Linked DNA regions of Homo sapiens: region 1 is linked to region 2. Evidence: read pairs that join two places in POLR2A ChIA-PET (ENCODE). Cell type or tissue: A673. All regions are shown on one strand. Each heading gives the region's core, and the rest is flanking DNA. Links, peaks and the distances in the headings are about the cores only. Region 1 overlaps DLG2 (discs large MAGUK scaffold protein 2). Region 2 overlaps DLG2 (discs large MAGUK scaffold protein 2).

Region 1 (8,344 bases), core at 222-8,221, 56 kb before region 2:
CTGTACTCTCCTATCTAGCTTTTAATATATTTATGGCTAAGGACAGGGTAGGGTGGGGAACAGGTCAATGGAACAAAAGTACAATTCACTCATTCACAATACTTTTCATTCTCCCTCTTCGAGTCTCTCAAATACACACTTGGCCCCTGCGTATGAGGCTCTGCTGTCTCTGGCTGAGCTGAAAGTGATGAAAAGGACGTGTGATGGAATGCTGGAAACCTCATTACTGGCTCTTTGCCTACAGAAACTCAGCCAGCTTATCTTCTTTCCCAACGAACTTCAAACTTACACTGGCTCAGCTGGTTCTAGGTGCCTGTAACAAGCTGCTCTGCCCAGTGGAGATCAGAAGCCGATAGAAGATACTCTGCATATGCTTTGCTGTCCTGGAGAATATGTTCCCTTTTTTCTCATTCTCATTGTAGCAGATTCTCCAAGGGTCTCGGCCACTCCTGGGTTGTAACGTGGATACCGAAAAGTGCAAGTTACAATAATTTTTTCCTGGACGGTATCCAGAAGACCAGACATGTGAACATAATTTCTGTGGCTGCCCAATTATAGTTAGAACTTCACTTCTAAGCAAGGACAACTACACTGGCAGGACATGGACTACGTAAAGTTGTGAGAAGAGCTTTCACATATGTTAATCTCATTGACTCCTCCCCGCAAACAGGAATTTGTTATTCCCATTTTATAGATAAAGATGCTGGGACTCAAGAGGAACTAAGCAGTGTATATTTTTCATGTATCCGGTAAGTGGTAGATCTGAGTTTCAAACCTGAAGCTTTCTGACACCTAAGTGCCTGTCATTTCAGTAAAGGAGCCTGTTATAAAGAAGTCAGTTTGTTGCCATAATAGTCATTAGAAAACAAGCAAACAAACACCCCTTCCCTGCAACAAATCATGGCATGATATGACTGGGATGCAGTACAGCATAATGGAGTTCAATGATGAGCAGGGCTTAAAATTATTGGCAAATCATTTAAACAGCCTGATTCTCTGTAAATTTATCTGTAAAATGGAAGTAATAACATGCCTAACTTTTAGGATCATGGTGAGGGTTATATAAAAGAATGTAGGTATTCTGTTTATATGAAATGCCTAGAATAGGCAAATCCATATAGATGGAAAATAGATTGATGGTGCCTAGGGCTGGAGGTAGGGGGTGGGAGGAAATGAGGAGTTGCTAATAGTTATGGGGTTTCTTTTGGAGATGATGAAAATGCTCTAAAATTGTGGTGATGGTTGCACAACTCTGTGAATATAATAAAATCCACTGAATTGTATATTTTAAACAAGTGAATAATATGGTATATGAATTTAAAAATAATGTAGGTAAAGGGCTTAGCCAATGCCTGGCACAAAACAAATGCTTTATAAATGTTAATTTTTGTCATTACTACTTTGAGGCAGAGACTATCTGGTTCACCAAACTCATTTCCTCTTCTCCTAGAGCACAAAACTAGACTCTACCCTAAAAATTAGGTGTGGCCATGTGTCTGAGTCTGGGCCAAGGGAATGTGAGTTCTGGCCAATGTAAGGGAACAAGCTTGGCCCATAAAAATAATCCCCTCACAAGCCTTCATGTTATTTCCCTTCTACTAGCTTGATGCAATGAATCTTTTGGCTTCAGAGCTACATGTTGAAGATGAAGGAGCCATAGTGTGGAAAAGCCAAAGTTCCTGAATCACTGACCAGGGGAGAGTTGCCCATTAGCCAAGAAGACCGGCTTTAGACTTTCTGAGAAAGTAAATAAGCTTCTAATTGTTTAAACCTTTTTTTGAGTTTTGATTGTAACAGCTACTGGTATTATTATAACTAACATATTATTGTTAGTTTTTACAGTACCAAATTGAGGAGAAGTGTCAGCCCTTGTCACATGCCTGAAATAAATTCACTGTAGATTGGCTGACCATGCTGGGTCTGGGGGCATGAGTGCACACAGGAAAAGTTGTCTGGTGAATTTGAGCATTATTTTAGTACTGTTGAATAGTCACTGGACAGTTTGAGTGTAGTATGCAGCTTCTAATTACCTTCCCCAACTTTGGGGAAGCAGAGTCCTTGTTTTGCCCTCCAGTCCCTTCAGGAAGGGCCAAATGAACAGCAGGCAACACGCAATCAAACCGTGCATAGCAGTAGGGTGTGGGAACGGCGAAGGCAGCTCTGTGCCTGCTGCTCCACCCTTCTCTCCTACCCTTCTTTGTGGAGGACACCGTACCCTGTCCACTTCCCTTTTGATAAAAGGGAAAGTAATACAAATTAAAGATGTGACCCAATCACATTGTTTTGTCCTTGCTTAGTGCTTTTTAAAGCAGTATCCTACACTCTAAATGTGGAAGGCAGAGACAGCTTTTAGCTCTCCGGGTGAATAATGCCAAAGTATTTGATTGCTATTGTCTCTCTTTCAGAGGGTTTGCTGTCAAAAGGAAAAGCTCTGAGTCATTCTTTAGAAAAGGTGAAGAGAGGATATGCAACCACAAGCCAAAGGTGACAGATCGGAAAGGGACCAATCACTGGGAGCAGGGTTTCTCGGGTTTGTGAGCCCCTTCCCTCATGCAATTGTGTCAAATTGGGCCAAAAATGCCTTCTGTATCTTTCTCACAGAGGAGTGCTGTAAAACCCAAAGGGCATGTAAAATGAAGTACAGTCAGATCTTATAAAAATAGCTATTGATTCCTGAGTGTTTACTGTGAAGCCCTCTTACATAGCTTGTTTAATCTTCTTGACAAGCTTAATACATAAGTATTATTGGTCCACTTGAGAGCTATTGAAACTGAGGCTCAGAGGTTAAGCAAAGCCGTGTCCCCAGGATCACACAGGTAGTAAGCAACAGAGCTGGGACTCTAACTAAATCTCTCACCACCATGCCCTTCAAGGACTTCAAACAAATGAAAAGCATTAGCAAGGTAAATGGCTCTTCTGCTGGAGAATCTAGAAAGTCCAAAGCCAAAATGTCTACCCTTGCGTGGAAAGAACATCCTACAGGGCTGCCTGTGTTCAGCATATTAAGTGCCTAAGAGAATAATGAAACAGATAAGAAAAGGGAAGAACAAAGGCCATTGTCCCCGGCCCTGGAGACTAGCCTGCCTGAACATGATTCACAGTCATTCATGGACTCAGACCTCATAGATTTTGAATATCAGATCATTGCAGATAGAAATGTGAACTTCCAGATAGCAACCATATCTTCTTGCTGAAAATAGCTTCCCTCCCCCCAGCACAAAGTCATAAAGAAAGAAAAAAGAATCTTAATTTCCTTCTGCTTCCTGTTTGCCAGACTGTTCCTTTCTTCCTTCAACCTCACGGTCCCATTGTTTCTCTTATTTCTTCCTAGTATGCTCTATTTAAACCAGATGGAGCAGTAGCATTTTGAAGCGATTTTTGAACCCAAGGGACTCGCGTCATAAATAAATAAAACAAATGAACACTTTAGCAATTGGCAAATCAGGCAGGAATGGGTTTAACAACGGAGCTGGAAATGTAGCTGAAAATCTACTCCACGATGAAAGATCGGAATGTGGCACAAGTTCTTTTCACCGAATAGGTAACCACACTGACTTCTTTCAGTAAACTGGGGGCTAAAGAGAGACGCAGTGGGAAGGCAGTGGCAAAGAGCTTCAGAGACACATTCAGTGGCCCCGTCTACTTTGCATTACCAATATGCTGATACATTATCCCATGGTTGCTACGAAATATTTGTTCACCACCTATAAAAGTAAGGCATTTTCAAGAGCTGGTTTTCTTTAAATACATTCTCTTTCCTTTAAGTCTTACATAATTCAACTATCATTCCATGTGAGGCTTAATTTAAAGAAAACCATAAGTTGAGTTAATTCACTGTGAAGGGTTATGGAAGCTATATTTATTCCAGAGAGTCAGCAGCAGTGTAATGGAGCATCTATTATATGCCTGACCTAGTGCCAGGTTCTGGGAATACAAACATGAATAGCCCAGCCCCTGCCCTTAAGACGTTCACAGAACTGGGAGGATTCACAAACTAAGTGAAAGTGAAAGGCCTGTTACCGCTATTAAGATAGAAGAAAATATATGAGGTGCTTAGCGATCACCTCTAATGAGGGAGAAATTATGTGTGGGGAGGGGAAGAGGATAGAGTTTGTGATTCAGTAAAAGAGTCCTAGCTGGGTGCAGTGGCTCACGCCTCTAATCCCAGCACTTTGGGAGGCCGAGGTGGGTGGATCACCTGACGTCAGGAGCTCGAGACCTGTCTAAGATGTTGAAACCCTGTCTCTACTAAAAATACCAAAATTAGCTAGGCATGGTGGTGGGTGCCTGTAATCCCAGCTACTTGGGAGGCTGAGGCAGGAGAATCACTTAAACCTGGGAGGTGGAGGTTGCAGTGAGCCGAGATGGTGCCACTGCACTCCAGCCTGGGTGACAGAGTGAGACTCCATCTCAAAAAAAGAAAATCCTCAAAAAAAGAAAATCCCCTGTCTGTCTACCTAGAAGGCCTAAGAAGCTGTTAACCAAGGGAGAAGAGGTTGAGATGATGGTCTGGGCAGAGAGCACAGGAGGAATTGGGACAGGCTCCACCGTGATGTGAAACAACCTGAAGGTTATGGTCACTGTAGACATTTGAACCCAGCTGGAAAACAGACTGAGGAGAGAAATGAGAGGCAGGCTTGGGAGTCACGGGGTGGATCATTCTCTGTCATGTGGGTCAGGGGACTCCATCCCATAGGCCATGGGAGCCTCTGTAAGACTTTAAACAGCAGAGTGAACATGATCTGATTTGCACTTTAGAAAATCACCTTGGCAACCAGGTGGAGGATGGACTGGAGGTGTTGAGGCTGGGAGCATAGAGAACAGTTAGGAGGCAATGGCAGCAGTCCAGGTAGGAGGGATAGGGCCTGATCTTAGATGGCAGCAGTGGGAATGTAAAGAAAAGAAGGGAGAACTAATATTAGGAAGGAGAAAATCTGGGCTGGAGGTAATGAAATCTAGATTCTAATCCTAGCTTTGGCACAATCTCTTAACGTGACCTTAGATAAGCTCTTCCTTTTCTGGACCCTGTTTCCCAACGTGGCAGGTGAGAGGGCGACATTTTGTGGCTATATGAGAATGCACTTTATATATGTACTTGGTTATTATTATTTACTCATTAGGTAAGCCAGCCAGTCAGTCAGTCAGTAAAGGCACTCATTCCTTGAGTCACAGTTTTGGGCATCTTGATATGAAAAAGCAAAATGGTAGTACAAAAAAATCCAACCAAGGGAATGAGGAGACTTGAAGTCCATAAGCATTTACTGATGATACATTAAGTACAAAATGTACATCATAATCTACTATAGATATAATGGAAACAGAAATGACCAAGATGTGTTCTCTACCTTCCGAGAGGGAAATGAGGCAGCCTATGATTAATTCAATTAAACAAATATTGAGTAAATGACTATGTGCAGAGTATTGGGTCTGTCATAGTAAGGAAACAGAGAAATAGGACATGGTCCCTAACATGAAGGACTTCGTAGTCACAAATGGAAGAAAAGTGATACTGCTATTGGAGAGTTGCAAAGCACTATGGGAGCCCAAGACAAAAGAGAATATGTACCAAGTCAAAAATCCATTTTTAATTTTCGCCATAGTAAACAGAAATATAATTTCCCTTTCTGTGGTTCAATGCTGCTAAAAGCACCTTCAGAAAAGCAGATGAAAGAAGAGATCATTCATTTTACTCTAAACAAAAATTTTTCTGTGGGTGAGGTCCTATACTAGGTGTTCAACGTAAGAATAACAAGACATGCTCTTTGCCCTCAAAGAAATGAGTCAGTGTTTGTAACATTTTGAATTCTGGGGAGGAGAAAGTAGAAGTTTGGTTCTACTTTTTCTACCTAACAATTCAAAGTGCCTTGAACAGTGCTTAGCACAAAGTAGGTGCTCAATAAATGATCAACTGAAGTGAACAATATTAAATTTGCTACTTAAAGAAAGAAAATGAAGTTGACTCTAAAATAACAAATACTTGACCTCTAATTATCCAAAGAATACATTTAGGAAAGATTACTTTTATGTAAGAAGTCATGAGTAATTAATCAAACCACAGGCCACTGGCTTGTTGTAATACTAATTCAAACAAGGTTTCTAAGCAGCAGGTCTCTACTCCCAAAGTCTTGGGAAGCAGATGGTACCTAATTGCTTTAAGGGGCATTTGGTTGACCACACTTAGTTCTTTAAGCCAGAGTAAGTTCAGTTTTTTGAACTCTCCTTAAGACAAATCAACCTCCAACCCCTTACGTATAACAAGCTGATCTGTTTCTAAACATGTAAGCTAGAAAGACCAAACTTGGGAATGGTGTTGCTTAGAAAGAAAAAGTTATGTCTTCGGGGCATGGCAGGGGGATTCTACTAGCAGCCTGGCCAAGAAAAGTTGCTGACTTGGCATATAAGGTATGTAAAAAGCTTTAATAAAATTAAAGGTGCTAACAATGCAGGTGGGATTTAAAAAGAACATGCACCACATTGTGATATTTTTTCAAGAACAGAGAGGCCCAGAATATTGAGATACCAGCTGGTAAGAATTATGACATTTACTTTAAAATCTTTGGCCAGTAAGAAGTGATTCTAAAAGACTTGCAATGGGTTTGGCTCATGGTCTCTGAACCTTGTTATAGGCCAACTTGATAAAACACAGTGATTTCACATAGGAGCTTTTGATTACAGACTGGCTTGATTGTCATCAAGTCTCTGCCATTCACTAGCTGCTACAAACTTGGATAAGTCATTGAGTCTCACTTAAGCATCAATGCCATCTGTAAATGAAGACTATGATGAATAATGTCACAGGGTTGTGATGGGGAGTACATGAGATAATAGAGGTAAACAGCTTAGTACAGTGCCTGGCATATAACAAGTATGGTGACTATTACTATTATAATTATGTTTGCTGAGAGGGAAATGTTCTTTCCAAAATTGGCTAAAAACCCTGTTTCAAACATTTCTGAGACTGAAATGAAATATATAGATGATAGGTTTGCAGAAATGGCAGTGGGTGTTTCATTTTCATATAATTATAATGTGCAGAAGAACATAGCAGCATCTTATGCCAATCATGAATCTTTTCTCATAGTAAAATTATTTTGTGAGTGAACCTGAACTGTATGTACAATGTCTTACTAAATATGTACTTCCATGTGACATTTGGTATCATGGGTTTCTTCTGAATTCTATTTGATGATAAAATATAGAGAAACCTAGCCTGGAAGGACCTCAATGTAGATATCATCTCTGTCACTTAAGGACTGTAAGCTCTGGCAAAACAAAAACTTTCTGATCCTCAGTATACACATCTGTAAAACAGGTATAATAATTGTACTATAGTTAAATGGTTTTGAAAGAATTTCATGAGATGATAATAATATCTTTACTGAGTTTTTGCCATGTGCCAAGCTCTGAAAGCCTATCCTAAATTATCTCTTCTCATCCTACGTTATCTCTTCCACATCCTATGTTATCTCTTCCACATCCTATGTTACCTTCCAGAGTGTGGTTGTAAAGTCAGGGTCTGCGGCCAAGAGTTCAGAACCCGCCAGGTGGGATCAGGTGATTAGAGAGGCAGAGGGCTGCTAAATGACAGCCAAAAATATCAGTAGCTTTTGCTGCATTCAAGAGAGAGCTGCATCTTTGACATGTGAGAAGTGGGCTGCAGGTAGACGTCCAGCAGGGGCAGAAAAAAAATAGTTCTGAATATATGCAAACATCAGAAACTTTGGGACCTGTGATCATGCCCTAGGTTTCCAAAGCTTATTACAAATAACTGCTTCCAAATATCTGTCTAGAGAAGACGTCTAAAGGGCCCCAATAAAGGCAGATAGGAGCATAAGGATAGATGTCCCCAATATATCACATGAGTTAAAAAGGATGTAAAGAAGAAAACAAAGCACATCAACCTGCTCTGCTCCAAGTTAAAGTTATTTAGCTCCTGGAACTGGTTTCATCTTTAAAATTGAGATAATAAAACTATGGCACAATTCACATTGGGCTACTCCACACTTGTAAGAAAGAATGGAGAAGCTTTCTATGTACTGATACATAAAGATCTCCAAGACACATCATTAAGTAAAAAATAATAATAATGGCTGGGCACAGTGGCTCACGCCTGTAATCGCAGCACTTTGGGAGGCTGAGGCAGGCGGATCACGAGGTCAGGAGATCGAGACCATCCTGGCTAGCACAGTGAAGCCCCGTCTCTACTAAAAATACAAAAGAAAAAAAAAAAAAAACTAGCCGGGCGTGGTGGTGGGTGCCTGCAGTCCCAGTTACTTGGGAGGCTGAGGCAGGAGAATGGAGTGAACCCAGGAGGTGGAGCCTGCAGTGAGCAGAGATCACGCCA
Region 2 (8,344 bases), core at 205-8,204:
AGTATATCAAACTCAAAATTACCTGCAGCCAGTATCATACTTCATGTGGAGAACTGTTATGTAGTTTTGGTAGAATAACATAAGCAATTACATTAAATTAATATTGTAAGTTTGATTTTAATTTGCTTTAAAATCTTCCTTCCTTCCTTCCTTCCTTCCTTCCTTCCTTCCTTCCTTCCTTCCTTCCTGCCTTCCTTCCTGCCTTCCTTCCTGCCTTCCTTCCTGTCTCTCTCTCTCTCTCTCTTTTTTGACAGGGTCTGGCTCTGTCACTTAGGCTGGAGTGCAGTGGTACAATTCTGGCTCACTGCAACCGCCTCCCAGGCTCAAGCCATCCTCCCACCTCAGCCTTTCCAGTAGCTGGGACTACAGGTGGACGCCAACACACCTTGCTAATTACTTGTGTATTTTTGTAGAGATGGGGTTTCGCCATGTTGCTGGGCTCAAGCTATCCACCCTCAAGTGATCCATCCTGGGCTCAAACTATCCACACATCTTGGCCTTCCAAAGTGTTGGGATTACAGGCATGAGCCACCGCACCCGGTTTTGAATTTTCTTTATATTTATTTTATAAGCATATTTAGTTTTTATGGTTGTATTAGTGCTGCAAGTATAGATGTTTCATATGAAGTTTCTGTTTATATATATTATATATTTAAGTAATATAAACAAAAATTCTAAGCCAACCTGAGTTTACTCAAGGATTCTTTTCCTTTCTTATTTGAATTTTATTTTACAAACACTCATATAGAGCTTTCTATATACCAGATATTAAGTACTAACTCCTTGTAATAATCATATGACATAGGTATTGTTATTAGCTCCACTGTGCTGTGGAGAAGATTGAGGCACTTATAGAAATTAATAACCCATGATCACACAACAAGTAAGTGGTACAGTTGGGATTTAACAGGCAATCTGGCTTGAGAATCCCCATCTTTAATCATATAAAATGCTGCTTTCCTTTAGATAGATTCTGTATGTACTCTGTCAAGGTTTGAAAAATACCACTTTAGGAAATATGGTCTACCCTTGATACATATTCACGAGGGCTCTGTTCTTAGCTTTCTTCCCTTTACACTTGACATGTTCTCCCAGGACGATATCACTGATTACTACAGTTCTAACTATCAACCACACCTTGACTAGTTCCAGATCTCTAACTGTGGATTAGACCTGTATTCTGTTCTCAGGATGCATATAATCAACTGGACATTTTCATCTGCAACTTTCAGAGACACCTCATGTTCAACCTAGTTTAAATAAAGCCAAGCTTTCCCTTTCCCTGACTCCACTCTTACTCTAATAAGCCTGCTTTTTCTACTGTATTAGCCCTCCTGTTTAATGGTCCCACTTCCTACTCAAAATGCTCACTGTTTAGTGAAGAAGAGAGATAAACAGTCATTACAGTGAGTACATGACAATCACAGGGATATGTCCAAAATGCCATTCAGCTCAGAAAGAAACATGACTCTGCCTGAGGTAGAAGGGTCAAGGAAGGCTTCACTAAGAAGACAATGTTTAAACTGATTCACAGTAATGCCTGCTTACATTTAGAAAAGGAACTCTCATCTTTGTCCATTAGTATATAGTTTAAGGGTATCTTTTATGTGCACTATTTATATTGGCGGTAGAAAATAGAAATGTATGATAATTTTTCACTTTAGCTCCAAAATGAAATCTCTACTACTTTGTTCCCCTCCATTTCCCAGAAAAGCAGAAGTAGCAATTTTACAAGCTTTTTTTGCCATTTGAAATGAAATAAATGAAAGATAATATTTTCCGTACTCTTTTAAAAGATCAATTTATCTCTAAAACATTTTTCATACTCTAACATTTTATGGGAAAAATTCTACATAGATTTTGGTCAATTATATCAGTTTTGACTGACTCTGAGGCAGCTGCAGTATGTAGTTCATTAGTGGTCATGGCTCCCCATATGGCTTTTGTGGGTTGACCATCATAGGCAATAGGTCCTTCTAGACTTGTGCAGGTACCACATTGGAATTCTAGCAGCACAACACAGATGAGAGATGGCAGTGATGATTAGCATGGAGAGCCATAGAATCAGGTCACAGTTGCCAGAGAGGCAACCTTTTTGCCTTTCTTTTTGAAGATGTTCATCCTGATAGCGTCTCCTTCAGAAATAATTTTATTGCATAAAAGAGATGTCCATTCAAACTGCTCAAGCTAAAGTGATAATTTCCTTGTCAGGATACAGGGGTCATTTCTAGGAACCCAAGAAAAAGATGCAAATCCTGGCTTTGAAACAGTCTAGAAACAGCAACCACAAGGCCTAGGAATAAAGGGAGTTTTTCAGTTATGATCTGTGCCATTTGTCTCTCTCTTGGTTATACTGTCTCCTCTTGTTTCTTCCTGTGTCAGTTTCCCTCTTCCTTCTCTCTGCCAACCCACTTTCTCTGCACACAGAGCCCCCACCCAGCAGCTGTATTTCCAGCCTGCACCCCAGCTGTATGCCATCTTTGAGTTTAAGCACTAACAGAGAGAAATGCATCTCTAAGATGCAATTTCAAATCCTGAGGGGGTCTGATGAGTTCCTTTTGGTTCACATCTAGCTATGCACAGCGAAGTAAGATTATTTCTTAGAAATGTGTATGTAGGGACCTACACTGGGGAAAATTGGCAGATACCTTCAAATTGTCTCCTATGGGTATGTTTGTAAACACTGAAGTTTTGTTTCAAAGAGAGAACAGCCACAAAGCCTGACCTCATAAGATAAAATAAGTGAAGCGTTTTCTCTGCTTCCTAAGAATTATGCTGTTACTAATCAAAAAGACTGCCCTAATTACAGCCACCTGTGCCATTGAATAAACATAATTCTTCAGGATCAGGTTGTTATGAACTAATTTGATACATGTTACCTTTCACTTTTAGGGAGGGGGAACTCTGATTAATGCTAAGGTAAACTCATGGACAAAGACTAAAAGGGGTCACAAGAAAAAACGCTCAAGCTTGTCTTTACTCTAGTTCTTAAGTTAAAGCATCAAGAGGAACCCCCAAGATTCCCATCTGAAGCAGCTCACTGGCCCTAGGATTTAAGGCTAAAAGTCGTGTAGGATAAAGAATATGGGTTTTTCTAGTGGTGTTCATGGGAAGTCCCTCTGGCAGTTTAGTTGTTATTCTGTGACTGAGGCTAATGACCACGTATAATACTATCGACAAGTATGAGGAATGTTTTCTTAACATTCTGAATACCTGAATTGCACTGAAATCCAATATAGTTAAAGAGCAGAGTCTTCTGGTTAATCAAATATTGAGATAAGAATTACCAAATGTAGAATAATAGGACTTTTCGATTAGATAATTATGCAGTTCAGTTACCTTTAGACTCTACTCTGAGGTGCCATAGAAGCAATAGAGAGAGGCTCTACTCCTTGCTGTACCCTACATTCATCTCTACTTTCATCTGTTCTACATATAGACATTTCAAATAATGTGCCATTTGAACAAATGGTTCCATGACATTATAGATATATGAAATAAATATGCTTGCCTATGAAAACTGCTGATGTACTTCAGTCTTCTCAAGAGAAAACTGAGAGCCCCAAAAAAGTTAAATTTCCAACACTGATCAAAACATATAGAATAAAAAATAAAGAACACACTAAATATGATTATTTTTTCAATAATAATTTAAAAGGTACCTTTAGGACTTATTGTCCCAGAGTTATAGACCTCCTAACTTACAGTCCAGATATGGAGTAGACAGAGTTAGTTTATTTCTTTATGCATTTAACAAACATTTATTGACCACTCCCCGTGTATCAGATATTTTACTAGGCACTAGAGGTTCAACAGTGAGCAAAACAAGATAAACTCTCTGTCCTCACTGAACTTCTCTTCTAATGAGAGAGACAGAAAAATATGTTAGATAAGTAAAATATATATTGATAGTGTTCAATGTAAAAAGTCAGAATACAAAGCAGAGAAGTGGGATATAAAGTATATGTATACTGTGGAGGCAGAAAAGTTCTCATGTGGAAGCTAACTTTTTAATAAAGTTTGAAGAAAGGTGGTTATGCAGATACTTTCAGAAATAACATTCTTGGCTAGAGAACAGCAAGGACCTGAGCTGGAAGTGTGCCCAGTGTGTTAGAGGAACACTAGGAAGCCAGTAGGAATACAGCAGAAACAGTAGAGGAAGAGTAGCTAGAAACGAAGTCAGAGAGTAAATGGGAAATGGGAGAGAAATATATAGGAGCTTAGAGGTCAATATTAAGGACTTTGGCTTTTGCTCTGGGTGGGATAGGAGAAGTTTAGAGTAGAAGAATAAGATAATCTAACTTACATTTGTGTTGACAACAGATTGAAGGGAGAAAGAACATAACCAAGGTGACCATTAGGAGTCAGTTGCATTAACCCAGGTAATGAATGATAGTTATATGGACTAGGATAGAAAAATGAGGATGCTAAGAAATAGTCAAGCCCTGGATATAAATCTAAGGTGTAGCTGATCAAATTTGCTTATGGATCAAATGTGAAGATGAGAGAAAGGGAGAAGTTAAGGATGACATCAAGTTTTTTGGCCTCAGCAACTGGAAAAATGGAATTGCCACTGAGGTAGGAAAGATTGTAGAAGTTTCTGGTTGTAGAAAGTAGAAGATCAAAAGGTCAATTTTGGACATGCTATGTTTAAGATACTTACTAGACATTTAAGTAGAGAAGTCAAATGGGAACTAGAACACCAATATGGAGTTCTTTGGAGAGTTGTTCCAGTGTCCAGATTTCAGATAGCAATGGGAATTATTAGCATTGAGCTGGGATTTAAAATTATGACACTGCATGAGATCAGCAAGGGAGTAGGTAGAGATAAAAAAGAGAGGACTTGCCTGGCTGCGGTGGCTCACGCCTGTAATCCCAGCACTTCGGGAGGCCGAGGCAGGTGGATCACGAGGTCAGGAGATCGAGACCATCCTGGCTAACACGGTGAAACCCCGTCTCTACTAAAAATAGAAAAAATCAGCTGGGCATGGTGGTGGGCTCCTGTAGTCCCAGCTACTCATGAGGCTGAGGTAGGAGAATGGCATGAACCCAGGAGGCGGAGCTTGCAGTGAGCTGAGATGGTGCCACTGCACTCCAGCCTGGTTGACAGAGCGAGACTCTGTCTCAAAAGAAAAAAAAAAAAAAGAGGAATAAGCCAAGGGACACTCCAAATTACAGGTTTTAACAATGAAGGTGAACTTCCTTCCCTCCCCATTCCAAAACACACAGAATTGACCAGGAGAAACCAGGAGGAAAATCATCCAAGTATGAATCATATAAGCCAAGCGAATCAAGTACTTCTAGGAGAAAGGAGTGTTCAACTATGACAAATGCTGCTGATGGAGAAATATGGTGAAAATTGAAAATTGAGAAGTGACAATGGAGATCATTTGCAACACTGAGAATAAAAATTTTGGTGAGTGGTGGGGATGAACGCCAGATAGAGTGGGTTCAAAGGAGAATGGAAGAAGAGCAATTGGAGATATAAAGCACACTTTTCCAATGAGCTTTGTTATAAAGCAAGATTGTTTAATTGTTTTAAGATGGGAGAAATAGCAGTGTGAGTTTTCTCCTAAGGGATTGATTCAATAGAGAGAAAATGTTGATAATGCCAAATACAAAGAGGAATTGCTGAATTAATGTCACCTGGAATATGAGAACGAAGAAGGCATTGGCCAGAAATATGGGAAATTCATCCACAGTTCCAGGAAAGAAATTACAGATGCAGATAGATGGGCAGATGATTCTCTCTTGATTAAATAAAGTTGTTTCAGAAAAGTAGAAAGGAAGCTCAGCAGCTGACAATGAGAATGAGGAGAGTGTTGCTGAAAGTTTAAGGTAAGAGGAGAAATAAAAAGTAGTCCTTGAGGGGACAGTGAATTTACAAAGGAAATGTAGTATGATTTTTAGGTAGTATTAACTGAGACTCAGAAAGGGTAAATATTTTGACCAAGGTTATTTATCTAGCAATAGAATAAGGAATAAAACTCAGATCTCATGGCCGGGCGTGGTGGCTCACACCTGTGATCCAAGCACTTTGGGAGGCTGAGGCGGGTGGATCACTTGAGGTTAGGAGTTTGAGACCAGCCTGGCCAACATGGAGAAACTCCACCTCTACTAAAAATACCAAAATTAGCTGGGCGTGGTGGCAGGCGCCTGTAATCCCAGCTACTCTGGAGGCTGAGGCAAGAGAATCCCTTGAACCTGGGAGGCAGAGGTTGCAGTGAGCCAAGATTGTGCCACTGCACTCCAGCCTGGGTGACACAGCAAGGCTCTCTCTCTCAAAAACAAAATAAAACAAAAAACCAAAACCAAAAACTGAGATCTCTCCACTCATGGCTCTTTGACCAAATTGTTTTCCTCTATACTGTATAGCATAGTAGATGTTTATTTAGGGAGTTTCCAGGAGAAATGCAAAATTCATACTCAAGTAAAATTAAAGTTTATTTAACTCCTGTGCCAGTCATCAATTTAAAATATATATATAAAATTGATATAAAATATATCAATAAATATATATATATTTTAAATTGATATATATATCAATTTAAAATATATATAGTGTCTATTTCATATATAGACACTATATATATGATATATATATATTTCATATATGTAATATATATGATATGGCATATATATGTCATATATATGATATATCATATATATCATATATATATTTCATATATATATGATATATATCATATATATCATATATATATTTCATATATATGATATATATCATATATATCATATATATATTTCATATATATTTCATATATATAGTGTCTATTTCATAGCTTTAAATTATCGAATTACATGCCAAGTGAAATAGAGAAAAAAGGCAGTAATACAACAATTCAACCAAATCCTGCCTCTGCCCCATCCCCAATTCCCCAGTGCACATAAACAATGCTTTTGCCCTAAACATGGAGCTTATTTAGTTAAAAAATACTGGGTTTACAATTGGGGGAAATTTATCCTGAATTATCCAAATAATGATCTTTAGTTCTCTACCAGCAGAATATCTTAGAAAAATACTTGACCCCCGCAAAAAACAAACAAACAAATAAACAAAAACTGTTAAAATCAATTGTGCCCTATATTTCTTGGGGGAGGGGTGGAGTTTCTAACACTAACTTTTTAATGAGTATCTACTATTGTATAAATAGTAGTGGCAGTGGAGCACTTATTTTGCATTAAATGTCAAGTATATCCAATAAGAGGATTAGAATTGCAAATAATGAATTTGGTTTCTGTCTTGCCTAATTGTCTTTAATTTATTATGTTGAAATCTCCTATATTTAGGACTCCCATTATGGAGAAGCAGTGCATCATGCTAATTAAAGTGAGTAAATTGCAAAAGTAACATTTATCATTTGCATCAAGAAGGTAGAGGTCTCCTATCCTTACTGACAGTAAATAAAATAGGGGTCTATTCCACATGATCACTTTACATTCCTCACTTTGGTGCCTGCCTTTCTGGCCTGTGACTTGATGATTAGAGATTCAGGAGGACCAAAGGGTAAGAGCCTTACTTGTGATTGCTGAAGCTTGTCATGTAAGAGATACAAAGATTTCACTGAAACACAAGATACAGGAGGAAACAATTTGCCATGTGAAAAAGAAGTCATTAGAAAGCAAAGAGAGTGATGTGAGTTAGTTGGAGAAACAATATTGGCAAAGATATGGCCCAGGATGAAAAATATGTAATTATCAGTGATAATTTAATTTATAATTATTTATTCTAATTTCTATAATCGCTTTCATTTAAGCAAGGAAGAAAACTAACTTGCCTCCAGGAAAATATAATATTATTTTAGGTAAGTACTAGAATATGTTTCTAGCTTCTAAATACCAGCATGGTTTAAATGTCAGATTTATTTGTTGTGAGAAAATTTAAATGAATGTTGCCTATCATTAACATTCAAAAGGTAAACTGATGTGTTGCAAGATCTTACCTACTTTTACCTTATTTCAAAGAAGATTGTGTAAATAAAATAATATTTTTTAAATGTAGGTTTTAAAAATCAAGAAATAAAATAAACGTAACTATAATGAAAAAGAATACAAGTTAATATCTTTTAAATTACATTTCCAGCACAGATTATACACTTGAATGACTATAAATGGCTTTAAGCTATTCAAAATTAGTTCTACTCTGATATCGAGTTTGCGATATGTTTATCAGAACTCAAGTAAATCTGTGGGTGATGTCCACAAGCAAACGGCAAAAACTAGATATGACTGTGTTTTCATTTCAATGTAATAGTCTCATATGAATGTACATATACATATAGTATTTTTAATATAATACACTGTAAGAATCTAGACAGTATATTTA

Evidence for each region. ChIA-PET counts read pairs that join two places held together with the same protein. Peaks named below come from ENCODE experiments on the same cell type or tissue, not always from the same donor. Only the 100,000 strongest peaks of a DNase experiment are listed, where the experiment ranks them.
Region 1: POLR2A ChIA-PET joins it to region 2 with 10 read pairs; 2 of 35 experiments call an interaction of 5 or more read pairs at or near these places.

The regions. Positions count from the first base shown.
Region 1 is chr11:83,691,327-83,699,670 of GRCh38, forward strand. The region is part of intron 18 of DLG2 (discs large MAGUK scaffold protein 2); the gene reads right to left. It overlaps DLG2-AS2 (DLG2 antisense RNA 2), which reads left to right. Exons shown (of 12, transcript NR_187249.1): 8 at 695-749; 9 at 1,603-1,745; 10 at 2,406-2,484. Among named protein-coding and RNA genes, the nearest start is that of DLG2-AS2, 58 kb to the left of the region's middle. In A673, for the core only: no CTCF peak of the experiment used is centred there; DNase peaks (open chromatin) are centred at 245, 3,355 and 3,955; H3K4me3 peaks cover 3,818 bases; H3K27ac peaks cover 6,143 bases.
Region 2 is chr11:83,747,142-83,755,485 of GRCh38, forward strand. The region is part of intron 18 of DLG2 (discs large MAGUK scaffold protein 2); the gene reads right to left. Among named protein-coding and RNA genes, the nearest start is that of DLG2-AS2, 110 kb to the left of the region's middle. In A673, for the core only: no CTCF peak of the experiment used is centred there; DNase peaks (open chromatin) are centred at 270, 1,170, 4,110, 7,500 and 5 weaker places; H3K4me3 peaks cover 7,015 bases; H3K27ac peaks cover 7,520 bases.